Regions from separate parts of the Homo sapiens genome. Here all the other regions are linked to region 2. Evidence: chromatin contacts called from ENCODE Hi-C or POLR2A ChIA-PET data. All regions are on one chromosome and are shown on one strand. Each heading gives the region's core, a stretch centred on a gene start or an enhancer-like site at or near the end of the contact. The rest is flanking DNA. Distances are from core to core; before and after follow the strand shown. Region 1 overlaps EEFSEC (eukaryotic elongation factor, selenocysteine-tRNA specific). Region 2 holds the start of RUVBL1 (RuvB like AAA ATPase 1). Region 3 overlaps EEFSEC (eukaryotic elongation factor, selenocysteine-tRNA specific).

Region 1 (3,557 bases), core at 1,011-3,510, 190 kb after region 2:
TTTTTTGAGACAGAGTCTTACTCCATCACCCAGGCTGGAGTGCCATGGTGGAATCTCTGCTCACTGCAACCTCCGCCTCCCAGGTTCAAGCTATTCTTGTGCCTAAGCCTCCTGATTAGTTGGGATTACAGGTGTGCACCACCACACCTGGCTCATTTTTGTCGTTTTTGTAGAGATAGGGTTTTGCCATGTTGGCCAGGCTGGTCTTGAACTCCTGGCCTCAAGTGATCCTTCCACCTGTGCCTCCCAAAGTGTTGGTATTACAGGCATCAGCCATTGCTCCCAGCCTGTTGACATTTTTCTACCTGATAATTTTTTGCTATGAAGGCTGTCCTGGGCATTGTAGGATGTTTAGAAACATCCCTGTCTGTACCCAGTAGATATCTATAACACCCCCACCCACCATGTGACGACCAAAAATGTATCCAGGTCCAGACATTGCCAACTTTCCCAGAGGTGGGGGAGTCACCCCAGGTTGAGAACCACTGCTCCAGTGGGATTTGGAAGAGCTGAGCAGTGCTGTGCACAAATGTGTAGCTCTGGAGTTTAGTCCTGGGGCAGACCTGTAGCTGAGAAGGCAGGGATGGGGGTCGCCTGGAGCCATCAACATCCACACCACCTGCTCTTCAGGGCTGCTTCCTAATGTGCCTTTGGGAAGCCAATGTCTCTCCCTAACACACACACAGGAGCCCACACTTACATCAAAGAGGCAATAGAGTGTGGTGTATTATGGCTGGGTTGTGAAGCCAGACTTATCAATGCTACCACTTCCTTGCTATGTGACTTGGGATAAGATATTTATGTCTGCTGGAACTTAATTTTCTCAGCAGTAAAGTGGGGGATAATAAGAGTACCTGCCTCATTGGTAGTGGAGATTAATGGGTTAATGCATGTAAAGCACTTAGGCCCAGGGTGAGGTATGTGATATGTGCTCCATGCATGTCAGATATCACTATTATTATCAGCAGAAAAATAAAATGACTGCTGAGCCCTCTCTGTGAGCCAGGATCTTTGAATTGATGACCACAGTTGAGTTTGCTTGTAATCATGGGCAGTAGGACCCTCCATGCCTTTATACTCAGGAAATGGAGGCTGAGAGAGAGTAAGGCCCTTGCTCAAGGCCACACGGCCAATAAGATGTATTGAGCAGAGCCTGTGCCCGAGGGCCATGCTGAGGCTGCTATGGCCTCTGCCAGAAGCCAGGGCCTGAGCTCCTGGGGAGGCCCAGGAGGGAGGGAGGGAGTCTACCATTGGTACCTTGTGTTGTAGCCAATTAGTTATTTGTCAGAAGCCATCCTTGGGCTTGAAGTCCCTGCACACTGTCAGTGGTATGGAGTGTAAAGCTCCATTTCTTGAAAACTGCATACTCGTCAGGGCCAGTGGTGTCACCTTGGCAGGGTTTATAAGGAAAGAAATTGGCCATAATTCTAGTGATAACTTTTATATGAATTTCCTTTATTTCACCTTCCTATGCTATATGTTATACATTTGTATAGTGGAGATCACTATGTTTAATTGTTACTAAATATAATGTCACTATTTCTGATGCATTCTGGTACCACTGTTTCATATGTCCTCATATCTTTGAAAGTTCTTAGCTTGTTGCCATTTTATTGGTTGCATAATATTAAATGTTTTCTTAATTATTATGCAAGTAGTACGTGAAATATATTTTTATTGTGATATTTTATGCATTGCCAGAAAAGACCAAGTCCTTTTGATCACCCTTCTAATTCTAGTCTGTGGCGCAGAGGTATTGCTGCTTGTTTGTGGATTTATTTTTCAAAGAGCGTGGTATTTATTCAGTTATAATAGAAATACATGCTTGTTGTGAATAATTAATTCACTATCAGGTAAAGTTAAAGTTTCCTAAAATTCTACTTCCCAGAGAAAGCCAGTGTTAAGAGCATGCTCTGTGTTCTTTCACCCTTTTTTAATGCACACAAATGCACCACACCCTAATATACACACTTAGGAATAAAAAGCACAACAGGCTTCTGTCATAGGCATTGTTTGTTATGTCAGTGTTTTCACTTAGCATGTAGCAGAACCATCTCATACCGATGCCTACCGCTCTCCCCCTCTCTTCACTCACTGCATCCTGGTCCACAGAAGAGCGCTCCTGCACTCTTGCCCCATCCCCTTATGATCGACAGGCACGTGGTTTCCAGTGTTTTTGGCTATGGGAAAGTGTGCTGCACAGCATCTCAGCATGTGTGAAGTGGTTTAGGGCTGTTTCTGAATTTCCGGAGGACTGTCACGTGGGCTGAAGATCTGGCGACCAAGGGCACGTGGGGGATGAGGAGTGAGCCCTGAGCCTGCCTGGAGCTCAGCACAGAGGACCTGGGGCGGTGAGCCAGCAGCGTGGGGTTACCGCCCAGCTCGGTGCCGCCAGCACCGTGAACCGGGGCACAGCCCTCCCTCTATGCTGCTCAGTGCCATCATTTTCCCCTCCCATGACATACGACAGCAGGGAGTTGAGTGGTTTGTTTCATCTCTTCTTAAGAAAAAGTTAAATTTATAATCCCAGCCCCGACCTTCCTTGTAACTCATGTGCTCATCCTGTTAACTGGTTTAATATATGGCACCACTATTTCATTAAACAACATACAGGAATAATTAGTTCAGCCACGATGCCTCAGAACAAAAGCCCTTGATTTAGTTTAACTTTATAAGTTGCTCTCTTTTGATGTGCAAGAGCACATCTGGGGTCTTAAAGAAAGCAGAAAGAAAAATAGAAGACGTTCTGGCAGGCTGGGGGTTAGAGTTTTCCAAGCAGAGCCAGTAACCCTTTGGTACCAGGCCTCAATAGGGCAGCAAGGGCCCCGCAGAAGCAGTGCGTGCTGCTGGCTGGGGGACGACAGCCAGCATTCCCAGGAGGTCTGTGGCTGTCTGCTGCCAGGCCAGGAGAACCCGTGGGTTTTCTTCCTTCATACACACGGTGTGCTCACATGCAGTGCGTCCCCAGACTTGTAAGCCTGGCCTGTTCTCCGCCCCGCTGCTGGAGCTCAGACGCTCACTCTGGCCTTTCCTACCCTCAGCGTGTGCTTGGTGCTGCTGCATGCCAGGCACACTGTGAGAACTGTGGACATGCTCAGGGATCAGCACAAGGGCCCCTCTGGGGCTGGCGTCCTCTTCCTGTCATTACAGTTTGCTCCGATTTGCTCTGTGCCCAGAGTCTTTTTCCCCATCAGTCCTCTTTCCACCCGGGCTACCACTGGAGTCGTTCTGACCTTTGTACTTCATCACTCCTCACCCCTGTGTGGCATCTCACGGTATTCATCTGCCGGCAGAGGAGAGTTCCAGCTCCTTGGCCTGACCCTCGGGCTTTGCACTGCCTGGCTCCTGCCTCAGCTGCAGCCATTTGTGCTCACGTACCATTCTCTCGCCGGCTGCTGACCAGTTGGGCCCTCTGCAGGCCTCAGGGCCTTTGCCCCCTTCAGCCTTCTGCTCCAGCTGCTCCGTCCATCCACAGGCCTGGCACAGATGTCCCCTCCTCTCTGAGGTTTCCTCCCAGTTCCCTGCCAGGTGGTAACCATGGTTCCTTTCTCAGGGCT
Region 2 (3,147 bases), core at 140-2,639:
ACTAAAGCGGGGAAGGGACAACTAATACGTTGGATATGACAAGGCAGTGGACATATAGCTACTTAGCACAGTGCTTGGCACATGGAAAGCACTCAACCAATGTTAGCTACTTGCAGTACTAGCTGCTTAGTAAGCCAGGGTCAAACACTTCCTTTTTGGAAAGATGATGCTCAAAATGGAAACCTGAGGCTTTTCTTTGAGGCCTTTCCATTTAGAAAAATCAGGCTAAGAGGCAGTAGCTTAACTTTATATTAAGTGAAGATTTTTGTAGAAGCTAAGGCTCTCCAAAGGCCAAGGGGCATGGCTGTGACCTTAGAGAACAGCAGGCAGAGAGGGTGGCTGTATCATCATAGAGCACTGATTTGGGAGTCAGAAATACACGTGGGTGCAAACCCCAGGTTTACCGTTACTAAAACGAGTGTCAAGCATATACGTGAAGTGCCCTCTCCCCAACTCAATATTTTCACCTGCCAAAAAATAATATGTATGTGAAAGTACTTGGCATCACCAGCACTTAGAAAAAGGAGATTTAATTGGAATGGTCAAAAAGGATGCTTGGAGGGGTGGATAAACCAGATTGCTCTTCTCCATAATTCCCACTTCTCTCCCTCAGTTCCCGGATCCTGGGAACCAAAATGAGCTTTTAAAGTTTAGTCAATTCCCTACTTTAAACCGTCCCATAGCCTGCCACTGCATTCACAATAAAATCCAATTTCCTGACCGTGGCCGACAAAGCCCTGCAGTAACTAACCCCACCAAGATAAGATAATTATTTTTATTTATTGGTGTACACGTTTATCGTCTCTCACTACACTAAAATGTAAGCTCCTATCTTAATTCCCGCTGTATCCCAGTGTCGCGAATAGAGCCTGGTACGAATTAAGGGGACGGGGTTGTGTGGGTTTATATCAGCACTTGTCCATGAGTTGGCAAACCGTCAACTGCCCCCAGTGGATCGTCACTAGGTATCCTGGGGCGGCCCCTCACCCAGCTCCAGGGCGGCGCCCCTCCCCGAGCCCCTGGCCCATTTTCACTTCCCTGAGGAAATAATGGCGGGAGACCCCTGGCGCGCGCATCCCGCCCCGAGCCACCGACTTCAGCAGCTCTCTCGCCGCAGCAGCCCTGCTTGCAGCCCCCAACTCCCTGGTCCACTGGCCACACCTCTCGCGCGTTCTCCTGGCCCACAAGCCCTGAGGCCGCCTGCTTGGCCAAGCCGCTCTCGTCCAGCCCCAGCCCTTTCACGTGGCTGTGGGAGGCGATGCGCTGCGTCTTCGTAGTGCTCTTCACCTCCTCAATCTTCATTTTGCAGACGCCGGGAGCTAAAACCAGCGTGGAAAACCAGCAGCTAGGACAGTGCGCCCGGCGCCTGAGTTACCATGCGGCCGTTACTAGGGCAATTTGCAAAGGCCCGCCTAGACCGGCTTTCCATTGGTGGAAGCGGGAACACCTCCGCTCTCCATAGGCTCACGGCTGCGCCCATCGCGGCTGCTGCTAGAGCTCCGGTCACCCACTTCCGTCTGTGTCTCCGGGTTGGCTTCCCCCGTAGCCGGCGCTTCCTGCCGAGGCTGGGGTCGGGAGCACAGTGGGACCACGCCCCGGATTTGATCTAGGGCTGGGGCGTTGCACGAGGCAGTGGCCCCCGGGTACCACTCCTAATCCTTCCGTCCTATCCATTAGCACATTTGAACGTCATACTCTTACGCAAATCTCAAGTTATTATTTCCGTTTTGGAAACAGAAGAACTGAGGTTCAGAGCTTAAACTGGGATTGGTTACTAACCAATGTTTTCTGACTCCCATACCTTTGCATCTCCCTGGAAAGGCCCAGCTCAACCCACCACCGTTTCCGTGGAATTGTCTTCCCCTGCTTCTATCCTCCATCCTCCACCGAGAGATAAGGTTCCTGCTGAGTTCAGTTGACTGTAAATAACATTTTGCAGTTTTCAAAATTCCACAGCCCTGTAAGGTAGTGTAATTACGCATGCAGCTACAAACAAGCGGAAAGAGGCCCATCCGCCCAAGAAAGCATCACAAATAATCAGAACTAGAAATCTTCAGGCTTCAAAACCTATATAATAATGCTCATCACGTCCCATGACTCCAGCTGAGACAATCAGCCAGCAAATTGTCCCTTCAGGTTTCATAATGATATTAGCACAACCTGCACCACAATTGTACTTGCCATCCATCCATCCATCCGTTCAACAAACACGAGCCAGACACCACAATGCACTGGGGATACAGGGATAAAAGTCTTGATGCGTTTACTTCTTGCTTAGAAAACTTGCAACGTGAGATGTGCTGAGACAGGTACACCCAGGTGGCGAGAAGACCAGAGCAGAAGCCCCCGGAACAGCCTGGAGAGCCAGGGAAGGCATCATGAAGGTGATGTTGCCTTGGCTGAATTCCAACAAATAGGAGAGATTTCCTCAGAAGCAAATGGTATGACACCATTTTTACAGAAGAGGATACTAACATCCAGAGGAAGGGAAGGACTTGCCCAGAGTGCAGGAGAGTTTATGTTAGAATTGAGACAGACCTGAAATCAAATCCAATTACAGTAGTTCCACAGTCTCACACCGCCTTTTTTTTTTTTTTTTTTTTTTTTTTTGAGACGGAGTCTTGCTTTGTGGCCCAGGCGGGAGTGCAGTGGCGCAATCTCGGCTCACTGCAAGCTCCGCCTCCCGGGTTCACGCCATTCTCCTGCCTCAGCCTCCCGAGTAGCTGGGACTACAGGCGCCCACCATCACGCCCGGCTAATTTTTTTGTATTTTTAGTAGAGACGGGGTTTCACCGTGTTAGCCAGAATGGTCTCAATCTCCTGACCTCGTGATCCGCCCGCCTCGGCCTCCCAAAGTGCTGGGATTACAAGCGTGAGCCACCGCGCCCGGCCTCTCACACCTCCTTGTACATCTTGATTCTAACATTTGAATCTAGGTTTCTATATACTTTTTTCTTTTCTTTTGAATCTAGGTTTCTAATGATTTGCATAATTACTGGGTCAATGTTTTTCTCTCCCAGTAAACTGCAGGCCTTTTGAGGGTGTAGACCACATTTGATTGTTTACCATTTTAACCTAAGTGCCTGGCACACAGCCTACAACACAGCTCACAATTAAGGCTTCTCATGAATTCAATTAAGGTTCTAG
Region 3 (3,423 bases), core at 840-3,339, 170 kb after region 2:
TTGTGGATGCATAGAGAATCAGTTCAGAGTAGAAAAGCTTCCTATAAGGACATCCTCTCCTTCTTTTGCTAATTTTCTGTCTGTCTCTCCTAGTAGATATTTATATTTGCTAATGCCTTTAAAAACTTCCCTTGGGAGGCCAAGGCGGGTAGATCACAAGTTCAGGAGATCGAGACCATCCTCGCTAACACAGTGAAACCCCATCTCTACTAAAAATACAAAAAATTAGCCAGGCGTGGTGGCATGTGCCTGTAGTCCCAGCTACTCGGGAGGCTGAGGCAGGAGAATCACTTGAACCCAGGAGGCGGAGGATGCAGTGAGCTGAGATCACGCCACTGCACTCCAGCCTGGGCGACAAAGCAAGACTCTATCTCAAAAAAAAAAAAAAAAAAAAAAAAAAACTTCCCTTATAGGATCACATTAATAACCCGAGCCACAGAGTCAGAAAGTGCTGCCTTAGAATGCCCTTTGTCACTTTCTGGCTTGTGACCTTGGGTGAATGACTTCACCTTTCTGAGCCTTAGTTAATTTTTCTAAAAGGGTAATGGGAGTATCTTCCCTGTGGAGTTGTTGGGAGAATTAAATGAAATTTTACAAAATGCCTTTCACAGTTCTTGGCTTTGTAAATGGTAAATATTTTTAGTGGTAGCAGTACTCAAAGAAGTTAGGGAAGCTCACACACAAAGGTGGCTGCTTCTCCCCTTTGGACGGTAGTCAGAGGCACTTGTTCTATTCTTGGTGAGAAGTCTGCTCCCTACCTTCTGCTGTGCCCTTGGCCCCTCAGAGATCCAGAGGAGAGAGCCAGCTCAGAGCCAGCACTTCTGTAGACTGGCATGCTGGTGCTCTTGCAGGGGTATTGTGGTTGGGAGCCATTAGGGGTCCTCACTGGGGTGCCTTAGACCAGATACCTGGTGAGGCCCAGATATCCCTCCTTCCCATAGGGTCCCCTAGGGCTAGGGTGGAGGACTATCTGTCCTTCCTAGCCCTGAAGATTGCCAGGAATAGAGTTTGCTGACCCTGTTAGGGGCTGACAGTTGAAGTACATACAGGAAGACCTGCCTCTTCCTGAAAGTTTGTTCTGGGAAGGGGAATTTAGAGGGGAAAAGTGAATTAAGTTCTATCATATCTGAGTGTTCTTAAAATGTCAGCTATTGAGCCTCTAGAAATGACACATAAATTCTCTGCTAGGCACAACAGGTAAAGGAGAGTTTCAGAAGTTGTGCCAAGTGCCCCCTCTGGACTGAGCAGCAGGGCCCCAGACCTAAGTCAGACACTGGCTCCACCATCAGAACTCATGACCTTGTGGGACAGAGAGAGCCAAGGAAGTAGAGCACCTGTACACTGGGGGCACTTGAGATAGGGAGGGACCCCAAGGGAGGGTCTGGTTGGCTTTCTTGGAGACATGGAGGGCTCTGAGAAGAAAGAAATAGGTTTACTAAGTGGAAAAGGTAAGGGGAGGGTATTCCCATCAGAGGAAACAGCATATGCAAGGATTGGAAGATGCCATTCCAGACAGTTGGAATGGCAGACTGTTCTGATATTTGACATTTTTGTTCGAATTAGAATTGTCATGAAACAAAAACAGAAACACATCATACCTCCAATGTGTGTTGCTGCCATTTTGATGAACTATCAATCTCTTGCATGTACCTCCAGGCCTCTGCTGTGCCTGTCAGGGAGGGCTGTCCCCATGATGCCTGGGAAAATGGCTATGTCTCTGCCAGCCACAGACCAGCATGGGACATTTCGCTGGCTGCACCATGTGTGGTGTTTGTCCGTTGCTGGAATGTGCTCAGTTGAGGGGAATTGTTTCATTTGGTCATCCAGGCTCAGGTGAAACAAAAAGAGGCCAATGCAAAAAGCTGCAGCTGATTCCAGGCACCCCCAAAATGTTTTCTACTCAACACTGGCAGCAGTGCGATGTCCCCTCAGCCCTGCCTTTGGTGGTGTCCAACTACAGGAGCTGGATGGCCCTCTGGCTGCCTCTTGGGGCCTGGGAAGCAAAGGAAGCAAGTTCAAATCTGTCACCTGTTTGTAGTTTTCATAATTTTTGATTTGGCATTTTGATCAGTCTGTTTTTGGTCAAGGAAATGCATCCGTATCTCATAACAGGAAACCCCTTTTGTGATCTTTACTTCAAGGCATTTTTCTGTACTTCCCCCTACTTTTTTTTTTTTTTTTTTTTTTTGCTGGCAAATATACAGACCTAGTATGATATGTGTGTCTTATTAAAAGTTCAACATAATTCATTGCCATTGGTTTGTTTACAAAATAAACAATTCCAGGGCCTTCCAACAATTGAGGCTCCTTTTTTTTTTTTTTTTTTAAATCTTCCTTGGGGCTGGAACTGTGGTGAGAAGATGGAGAAGGACCCAAGTTTGGGAGAAGTCACGTGGTTCCATGCCTGCTTCCTGCCAGAGTCCCAAGCAGGTGACCCAGCAGTCAGCTGGGGAGGCAGACACCCCAGCATGGCCTGGACCCTGCTCTCCTCATTTATGTGAGGGTCTCAGTGGGGTGGTGGGAACCCAGGAAATTCTTGAACCTTCCTCAGCCCATTCATCCTCCTGCCCAGAGTCCCCATGGGAAGTATGTGCATAGGCACTAGCAGAAAAGCAAAAAAGGAATGCTTTCCAGCGTGATGTGGTGGGTTTGGTCCCCAGCCCCAGCCTCAGCTCTTGTGACTGAGTGACCTATAGGGCAGCTTTAACCTTTCCCCTGAGAAAGCACATGTTACCATGGTCCAGAAATCACCCGCTCATCCCAGAAGAGATGGAAGGATAGAGAGTGAGAGATTATCCAGGCCCTGGTACTGGGAGCTGAGCTTGCCTGGCTGCCTTTGGTGGGAGAGGGCCCTGGCAGAGCATGAGATTTCATCATCCTGAGCCCACACTAGGATGTCCCGATGTTGGAATACCCTAAAAGCTCTTCTCTTGGAAAACGTAATCCACGTAGGATCTTGAAATATGACCAGCAGGATGGGGCTTCCTGTCCCTGGTATGCAGAAAGGGTGAGTGGAGGCAGGAGGAAGGATGGTGTCTGAGCTGGCCACCCCATGTAGCTAACACAGTCCAATGCCACTCTGTCCTCATCCTGGCCACCCATAAGCCTTTCTTGTCTCCTCTTTCCCTTCCTACCAAGTCCAGCATTTGCAAGCCATCCTGATGCTGGCCCTTGCTTTTCTCTGTAGCCTCAGCTTTTCTCATTCTTCTACTGATAAAGCAAACTGTAGTTCTCCTGTTTTCTCAGCATACTCACCTTCATGGCCATGCACAGACCTGCAGGGCCTGTGTCTCCTCGTCATCCGCACAGGGGTATATCCATGTGGGCACCTCAGGAGGCAGCTCGAAGGTTACCTCCTCACTGACCTTCCTGCCCTCCACGCTACACACATATGCCCCTCCGTCTGTCTCTCTGGCATGTGAC

What was found. Hi-C counts contacts between places; a loop is a spot of excess contacts on that map. ChIA-PET counts read pairs that join two places held with the same protein, here RNA polymerase II (POLR2A). Pooled maps may share reads with other maps.
Region 1: a loop to region 2 is called in a pooled map, with 5 times the contacts of the local background. The contact joins the enhancer-like site here to the promoter of RUVBL1 in region 2. A Hi-C loop is called at or near these places in 1 of 168 maps with a recorded cell type or tissue (naive thymus-derived CD4-positive, alpha-beta T cell) and 5 of 50 pooled maps. POLR2A ChIA-PET finds 5 or more read pairs at or near these places in 6 of 52 experiments (CD4-positive, alpha-beta T cell, CD4-positive, alpha-beta memory T cell, MCF 10A and 3 more).
Region 3: a pooled map shows a loop between it and region 2 (7-fold over the local background). The contact joins the enhancer-like site here to the promoter of RUVBL1 in region 2. A Hi-C loop is called at or near these places in 5 of 50 pooled maps. POLR2A ChIA-PET finds 5 or more read pairs at or near these places in 7 of 52 experiments (CD4-positive, alpha-beta T cell, CD4-positive, alpha-beta memory T cell, MCF 10A and 4 more).

Annotation. Positions count from the first base shown.
Region 1 is chr3:128,314,356-128,317,912 of GRCh38, forward strand. The region is part of intron 4 of EEFSEC (eukaryotic elongation factor, selenocysteine-tRNA specific); the gene reads left to right. Among named protein-coding and RNA genes, the nearest start is that of DNAJB8-AS1, 150 kb to the right of the region's middle. RefSeq lists an enhancer at 1,870-2,422. Within about 2 kb of position 2,261, at least 7 of the 41 ENCODE cell types and tissues checked have a DNase peak (open chromatin) inside an H3K27ac peak, as active enhancers do; they include CD4-positive, alpha-beta T cell, where a contact is called at or near this core.
Region 2 is chr3:128,122,423-128,125,569 of GRCh38, forward strand. It overlaps RUVBL1 (RuvB like AAA ATPase 1), which reads right to left and starts at 1,390. Exons shown (of 11, transcript NM_003707.3): 1 at 1,162-1,390. The coding sequence starts at 1,302. RefSeq lists an enhancer at 1,142-1,191 and a silencer at 1,382-1,441.
Region 3 is chr3:128,293,287-128,296,709 of GRCh38, forward strand. The region is part of intron 4 of EEFSEC (eukaryotic elongation factor, selenocysteine-tRNA specific); the gene reads left to right. Among named protein-coding and RNA genes, the nearest start is that of EEFSEC, 140 kb to the left of the region's middle. Within about 2 kb of position 2,090, at least 6 of the 41 ENCODE cell types and tissues checked have a DNase peak (open chromatin) inside an H3K27ac peak, as active enhancers do; they include CD4-positive, alpha-beta T cell, where a contact is called at or near this core.